Regions from separate parts of the Homo sapiens genome. Here region 2 is linked to region 1. Evidence: read pairs that join two places in POLR2A ChIA-PET (ENCODE). Cell type or tissue: GM12878. All regions are shown on one strand.

What was found. Peaks named below come from ENCODE experiments on the same cell type or tissue, not always from the same donor. Only the 100,000 strongest peaks of a DNase experiment are listed, where the experiment ranks them.
Region 2: POLR2A ChIA-PET joins it to region 1 with 10 read pairs; 3 of 35 experiments call an interaction of 5 or more read pairs at or near these places.

Annotation. Positions count from the first base shown.
Region 1 is chr4:47,529,562-47,533,561 of GRCh38, forward strand. All of the region lies in intron 5 of ATP10D (ATPase phospholipid transporting 10D (putative)), which reads left to right. Among named protein-coding and RNA genes, the nearest start is that of ATP10D, 46 kb to the left of the region's middle. In GM12878, no CTCF peak of the experiment used is centred here; a DNase peak (open chromatin) is centred at 2,320; H3K27ac peaks cover 1,421 bases.
Region 2 is chr4:46,974,560-46,978,559 of GRCh38, forward strand. GABRA4 (gamma-aminobutyric acid type A receptor subunit alpha4) reads right to left here. Exons shown (of 9, transcript NM_000809.4): 4 at 2,851-3,071; 5 at 2,502-2,584. Among named protein-coding and RNA genes, the nearest start is that of GABRA4, 17 kb to the right of the region's middle. In GM12878, no CTCF peak of the experiment used is centred here; DNase peaks (open chromatin) are centred at 1,670 and 1,942; H3K27ac peaks cover 814 bases.

The sequences.
Region 1 (4,000 bases):
AGTCAGGTCATGTGGTACCTCCAGCTTTTTTTGTTGTTGTTCTGGATTGTTTTGGCTATTGTGACTTTTTTTTGGTTCCTTATGATTTTAGAATTCTTTTTTCTAATTCTGTGAAAAATGACGTTGATATTTTATAGGAATTACGTTGAATCTGTAGATTTCTTTGGGCAGTGTGGACATTTTTAACAATATTGATTCTTCCAATCCATGAGCATGGGATCTTTTTTCATTTATTTGTGTCATCTACAGCTTCTTTAATCAGTGTTTTGTACTTCTCCTTGTAGAGATCTTTCACCTCCTTGGTTAAACGTATTTCTAAGTATTTTATTTTGTGTGTGTGTGGCTACTGTAAATGAGATTGAGTTCTTTATTTGGTTCTCAGTTAGAATGTTATTGGTATATAGAAATGCTACTGATTTTGTGCATTGATTTTGTGTTTTGAAACTTTACCAAAGTTGCTTATCAAGTATAGGAGTCTTTTGGAGGACTCTTTAGGGTTTTCTAGGTATAAGAACATGTCATCAGTAAACAAAGATAATTTGACTTCCTATTTTCCAATTTGAATGCCTTTTATTTTTTTTCCTCTTGCCTGATTGCTCTGGTTGGGACTCCAAGTACTATGTTGAACAAAAGTGGTGAGAGTAGGCCTCTTGTCGAACCGGAACAACGGTTATTAGGGGGAATGCTTTCAACTTTCCCCCTTTTTTTATGATATTGGCTGTGAATTTGTCATACATGATTCTTGTTATTTTGAGGTTTGTTCCTTTGACACCTAGTTTGTTGAGGATTTTTATCATGAAAGGATATTGGTTTTTATCGAGTGTTTTTTCTACATCTATTGAAATGATTATGTGGGTTTTTGTTGTTGTTGCTGTTGTTGTTCTTTTTGTTTGTTTGTTTGTTTGTTTGTTTTTCGAGACAGTCTCACTCTATTTCCCAGGCTAGAGCAGAGTGGTGCGATCTCAGTTCACTGCAACCTCCACCTCCTGGTTCAAGCAACTGTTGTGCCTCAGCCTCCTGAGTAGCTGGGATTATAGACACGTGCCACCATGCCTGGGTAATTTTTGTATTTTTAGTAGAGATGAGGTTTTGCCATGTTGACCAGTCTGGTCTCTAACTCCTGGCCTCAGGTGATCTGCCTGCCTTGGCCTCCCAAAGTGCTGGTATTACAGGCATGAGCCACTGCGCCCAGCCTAGTTTTAGTTTTTAATTCTGTCTATGTGGTGAATCACATTTATTGATTTGTATATGTTAAACTATCCTTCTGTCTCTGGAATAAAACCATGTGATCATGATGGATTATCTTTTTGATGTGCTATTGGCTTTGGTTTGCTAATATTTTATTGAAGATTTTTGCATCTGTATTCATCAGGGATATTAGCCTGAAGCTTTCTTTTTTGTTGTTGTTGTGTCCTTGCCAGATTTGGGTATCATGGTGATGCTGGCTTCATGGAATGAGTTAGGGAGCCCCTAATCTGACTCCTCTGACTTGTTGGAATAGTTTCCGTAAGATGGGTATCAGCTATTTTTTTTTGCACTGATGAGAAAATTTGACTATAAATCCATCTGGCCCTGGGCTTTTTGTTGTTGGTAGGTCTTTTATTAATGATTCAATTTCATTTCTTGTTATTGGTCTGTTCAGGATTCCATAGCATCTGTAAGTAGCACTGGATACAGACATCTGATAGGGTAGGGACAGGGAGGGAACCATGCAGTGGAAAGAGGGAAAGGCTTAGTCTTAATCAGGAGATAATGCTGGAATTAAATCTTCAAGAATGAGAAGATGCTAGGCAAACAATAAAGTGAAAAGAATGGCTGGCATTTCAGGCTGAGGGAGCAACATAGGCAAGAGCACAGAGGCCCAAGACTACAGTGTATTTGTATTGTTCTATGTGGCTAAGTATGTCTGGAATGTAGGTGAGCAATAAGGCAGATCATGAAGAGGCCAGAGCCTGAAGGGCCTTGTGTATTTTGTTAAAAAGAAACATTTATCCTGAAGTTATTGGGGTTAGTATTAGAAAAGTCCTTCCATGGAAATTTTAGATGGTCTTCATGAAAAGAAGTTAGGCAGCTGCCCCTCTCTCATCAGAAACATTCTCATAAGCCATCTCTTAGGATGAGTCCTTTTCAAGGATCATTTCCTCTAGCTGCTGACTGTGAATAAAGTTTCCTCTTGTAAATGTCAGAATCAGGGGCTGCCATTTTTTCACCTGAGGTCAGATCTGTCTTAGGGTGCAGCCTATTCAGCTGTCCTCTTCCCACAGCTGGGCACGCTGACTCCCTGATGAGCTCAGACTTGCCCCTAGCAGGATGTATTTGGTTTATGCGGTGGAGAGAACAGGAAGGAACTCTAGTCTACACTCTGTGGTCTGGAGCATATAGCACTCTGCAAAGAATCTGGCCCAGTGCATGTAGTTAGATTTTTAAAAAACTGTATGAGAACACTGTTGCCACAGAAATTCTGATCCTGTGTCCCAATTCTGATAGTTTGTCTAGTGTCTGAGACTCCGGCTCTTGCTACCTCAGAACTGTTTGCTCCTGTATCATCTTGACAAGTAGTTCAAAATTTCTGGGAGTGGAGCCATGGCCTACTTTTGTCAGCCTCTCTTTTCACCCTTTGGATATGGTTCTTCTTAATAGACACATTCGAGCATCATTTGCTGTGCTGGGCACTGAGTCTTGTTCAGAGCACTTACCTAGTTCCAAGGCCCTATTAGCTTTCTGCCTATCCAAATTGTCACTTTTCCCTAGGTTTCTGGGCAACATGTTTCCCTGCCCTTTGATTCCCACTTGTGATGGCTCCTCTGATATCCGTTTGCTTTGAAATTTGCTGCTTTATTTTCTGACTATCATGACCTGACTGCCAAAGTGGCCTCCCTTCTGGAATCCTCAGATTCTGCCTTCACTAGTGATTGGAGGGGCTTTTGTCTACTCTATTCATGTCCATCCTGAGAGCTGGCCTCAGCCATTGGCAGGGAAGCATTTAATAAGAGAATCAGCCTAGGTAGATACAGTGATTTTCTGTGGAATTATTTTAATACACTAAACTGGCTCCTTATTCTTTTCCTGCTTTGTGGCCTGTTTTCAAAAATTAAGCACAAATTGAGATGCTTAAGCTACCTGTCTATATGACACCTTCTTTGATCTTCATGCTCTAAGGTAGAACTGACATCCTCCCTATTTGTGACTACACTGTATGCTGAATATCAGATTCGTATCATACTATCATATTTTTACTACTCTTACATGTTTCTACCTGTATTACCTCCTCTTAGACCACGGGAGTCCAGACTGCATGTTTGTTTTTCTATTTCTAGCATCTGGGTTGGAGCGCTGGGCACATAGTAGATAGATGTTTCATGGAAGCTGTATGTGACAGCCAGTGCCTCATACAAAACTCTGAAGGTACCATACCGTAAGTGCCAATTATCAGACACAGGTAAAATACAGGACATTTTTGGAATTTGCAGTAAGTGCAATTAATATAGAAGCTGAACTTTGTCTAATGGTGGTACCTCAAAGTGATTTAATGGTGAAAAATAAGGATTTCAGGGGAAAAAATCTTAATACTTTCTGAGGAACTTTGGAATTGATGATTTCATGTGTTAAATTCTTTCCTATAAGGACTCTAGGGATAAGAAAAAAAAAATGCCACATTGCTGAGGACTGGCTGGTGCTTACTTGGGAATGCTAATATGCAAATGTGAATGTTGAGACTTCATTTCCTCATCTGTAAAACGAAAAAGCTGAATTAGCTTAAACTCAAGGATGCATCTGGCTTTTACCATCTCTTCGTACACAGGCCTGTGCATGTGCAGGAATATAAACATATATCTGTTAGAAGAAAGTGCTTTACAATGTATGGGAGTGAAATGATAAATCTGTCTTTCTCTTTCTTTGTAGTATGAAACCTTATTTGAATAATTTTTATTTTATTTTAATTGTAATTTCATATAGCAAGGTTATATTAACAACTTTTATATATGTAAGGAACAAGCAG
Region 2 (4,000 bases), 560 kb before region 1:
AGAGACTAAGTAAATACCCCTGCAACTCAACAGTATTTATTTTTTATGCCAAATAAAGGAGGAGGAGATATTAAAACTGAAGCATCTAAAATGCTACATATGCATGAATACACTTGGATGTGTGTCCATGCCAGTAGGATAAACAGTTCAAAAGCAGATATATTGAACTCCCAAAGCCGTACTTCTAACTCACTTCCAATGCTTGACCAATACCATCCTAACACAGTTCTGCTATTTAGAAATGCTGCCTGTAATAATACAATAACAAAACCAAACAAATCCTACTGTTAGGAGAGCTCCCCTGGGGTCACCTGTTCCAAACTCTGCCTCTGGGCAATATCCACTGTGTTTGGGGACCATTGTACAGTGACAACTGGCTATGTTGTTTGTAAAGCTGTCCAGGGAATATAATTACACAACCAATTCCACTACCTTTAATTTCTTACAATCAGGACATTTCCCCTTACATCTTCAACAAATCTCTCCCGGTGGCAATTTAAGCCCATTTTCTATTATTTGGCACTCTGTGCAAATGGAGAACAGCTGCTTGCTTACCAGTCTACCCATAACAGACAGCTTGGCTCACACACAAGTAAGTTCAAAAGAACCAAAATGAATTGTGTGCCAACCTCCCTCCAAACCATCCTAAAATGGCTATAGCATAGTAGGTCCTCAATGGAATCATTTAATTCTTCAAAAGGAGTTGACACCTAAGAGCACCTTATGAAACAAACTATGAGGCTTGTGTTGTCATTTTAGCACCATTCAGTTATATTATGTGTCAGCATTTATTTCCAGAAATATATTCACACTTCAGTAAACTGTTACAGCCTCTGTATACTATGTTCTTGTCTATGATATTGCAAATTAAGTATCCTTCCTTTGGCTACCCTACCTTGCTAGAATAACCTTTTTCTTTCCTGGTTTTTCTAATTCCTCTGAATTGTAAGCATGGGGGTTTTAAATAGTGTTTTGTGTTTTCTTCCTCTTTCCAGATTAATTAAAAATCCTTACCTGCTGAGTATGGTGTGCCTCTCTTTTTAATTCCCAATCCAAAAACATCAGCTTCCAATGTGCAATTTCTTTATTTTATACAAACCCTGATTGAACACGAACTATGTTCAAGTCCTTCTGAAGAGAGCTTTTTCTGAGAACTAGAGGTTGGGATGCGGGGAGTGAAAAGGACTTCCTCTACATGAGAACTAATTTGGGTAAAATTTGAATGATTACAGCACAAATGGATTTTAATTCTGGCCCCAATGAGATCACCCTGTCTATGTATTTTTCTGCCTTTATCTTCTCTCATTAAATTATTGGTAAGAGAACATAATACTCTCTGGCTTCAAGTTAGCCCACTGAATATTGTGATTACTAGGGGTTATAAAAAGAATAGTGACTGCCGATTCTCATTAAGTTAAGCAATGAGCGATGATAACAGCAGGCAACAGTTTCACAATCAGTGCGACTAAGAATCTGAAGCAATAGTAAAAGCCAGCATCTATTTTTAGTAGATTCTGATTGAATTGAAAATGTGAGGCAGACCTTAGAAAAGGCAATCACATTTTGCTGCCATCTCAGAGAAGGGAGCTTAAGGGAAGGAATCTCATATTGTTTTCTATCCATTCATCTCATCCTGTTGCCTTCATTTCTACAAAATTTCCCAAACATATCTATTTCACACTTTCCTCTCTAGTACCATCCTAGTCTAAGCCACTGCCATCTTTGCTTGTACTAAAACAACAGCCTCCATTTCTTCTCTGCTGCTTCCACTCCAGCCTCTCTACCACCCATTCTCAAAAAAAAAAAAAAAAAAAAAAAAGCGGAAGTGGAACTGTAAAATGTCAAAGAAAGCTACACTGTTTTGTCAAACCTTCCAAAGGCTTCCCATAGCTTTTAGATAGAATCCAAACTCCTTAATGTGCTGTATAAGGCATTATATTAACTCAGACCACACCCCTACCATGCTTTTGCCATGCTTCAGTCACTGTTATGCTAACAGTGCTGCTTCTGTCATTTTAACCTATACTGTGTCAGGAAGCTCTGAACCTTTTATGGACTTCTTCCAAGTTAGCTATGAAGGACTGCTTACAATAGAATATCTATATATCTATCTATGTATCTATCTATCTATCTGAAGTGATATGTGTTATAATTATATCAATTATATATATATTTATCTATATAATTTGTACTTTCTGTGTAACACTACCAACATGTAGAGTTCAGAGGTCCCTAAATTTCACCACTGATCACCAGCCAATTGTGACTAAGACTACTTAGATTATCTGTATAAATAGGTTTTTGTTTGTTGTGGGGAAAGGAGGTTGTTTTTATTTCTTTATTATAAAATATTAGTTAATGAAATCTCCAGAAATAAAACCGGACAGTTTTTGTTATGGACCATGACTTAAATGTTGGATTATGAAAAATAAAATACATGTGTAAATATTAGCTTGCATGAGGTAATCATAAATTCTAGCAAAATTTTTATTATAACTTACAACTCCCGAATTTCAAAGGGCATGCATGACCATCCATGGGAAAATCCACCAATCTCATGGGACACTCCGCACTTATGGTGAGTCTATGATGAAAAATGCAATTAAATAAAATCAACCCTTTTAAAGAATAATTGTGACTTTAGATTCTAAAATAGGAAGGAAGGGAGGGAAGGAGGAAGGAAGAAGGGAGGGAAGAAAAGGAAGGAAGGAAGGGAAGGAGGAAGGGAGGGAGGAAGGGAGGGAGGAAGGGAGGGAGGAAGGGAGGGAGGAAGGAAGGAAGGAAGGAAGAAAGGAAAGGAAAGAAAGAAAAGAATAAAAAAGGAAGGGAAGAAGTAAAAAAAAATATTACCTCATTGTGTATAAAATAGTACCATTTCTCATAATTCTAAAAAGCTTATTTGGAGCTGTCATATTATGTGAGACAGATTTCTTTCCATTCCTGAAGAAAGTATCAGGGGTCCACACTTTCGTTACCATCATATTGTTCAATCTCAAAATTTCAATGGGGCCGTCATATTTTAATCTTTTGTCAATCCATGTCTGCCTGAAGAACACATCCATTGTGTATTCCTAGGACAATTATTTTGGAACATATTTAAGTTGCAAATGACTACACATAAGTATGTGAAAATAATGCATTAAATTCTGTCTTCCTTCATGCTCATAAAAAAATACCACTCCAAATAAAATTAATAGGAGCAGGAATGATCTTGAATCAATGGAGCAAAAAGATTCTCAGCAATTAGAATAACTTTTATCCATCTTGATACCTTCATCTTCTACATTCATAAGATAAATAAATTACCACACATACTAATAATTTAATAATAAATTTGCTATAATTTAAGAAAACTGCCAGTACCAGGTAGTTACAATTGTGTTTTACTTTAGACTAGATAGCAAAAATCAGTTAAAGTGTAAAAAATATCATGCACAATTAATCGTGTAATTGTAGGCATTTTAAAGACAAAATAATATGTGTAAGAGATATTTTATTTTCACAAAGTTTATTAAAATGAGTCAAATAACTCAAGGGTTTCAAATTACTAGGAGCTTTAAATCAATGAATAAACTAAAGTAAGTTTTTTGTCTTGCAAACTAAATATATTTAATATAAGAGAGCACAACTGTATGGATGAATTCTTCCTGACCAGTGCTTCGTATTCTAAGCTCTTAAACATGAGTGAGAAGGAGGCAGAAGGGCTGGGATGGGCAGCAAGCAATTAGATCAACATGAAATACTAAATATAATGAAAACTATAAAATAGTGTACACGACTAGTTCATACTGAAACTAATTATCACCTCTAATTTTCTCCTCCTCAATAGTTTCCTAAAGAAAAAACAGCCGGGCACGGTGGCTCATGCCTGTAATCCCAGCAATTTGGGAGACTAAGGTGAGAGGATCACCTGAGGTCAGGAGTTCGAGACCAGCCTGACCAACATGGAGACACCCTATCTCTACTAGAAACACAAAATTAGCCAGGCACGGTGGGGCAT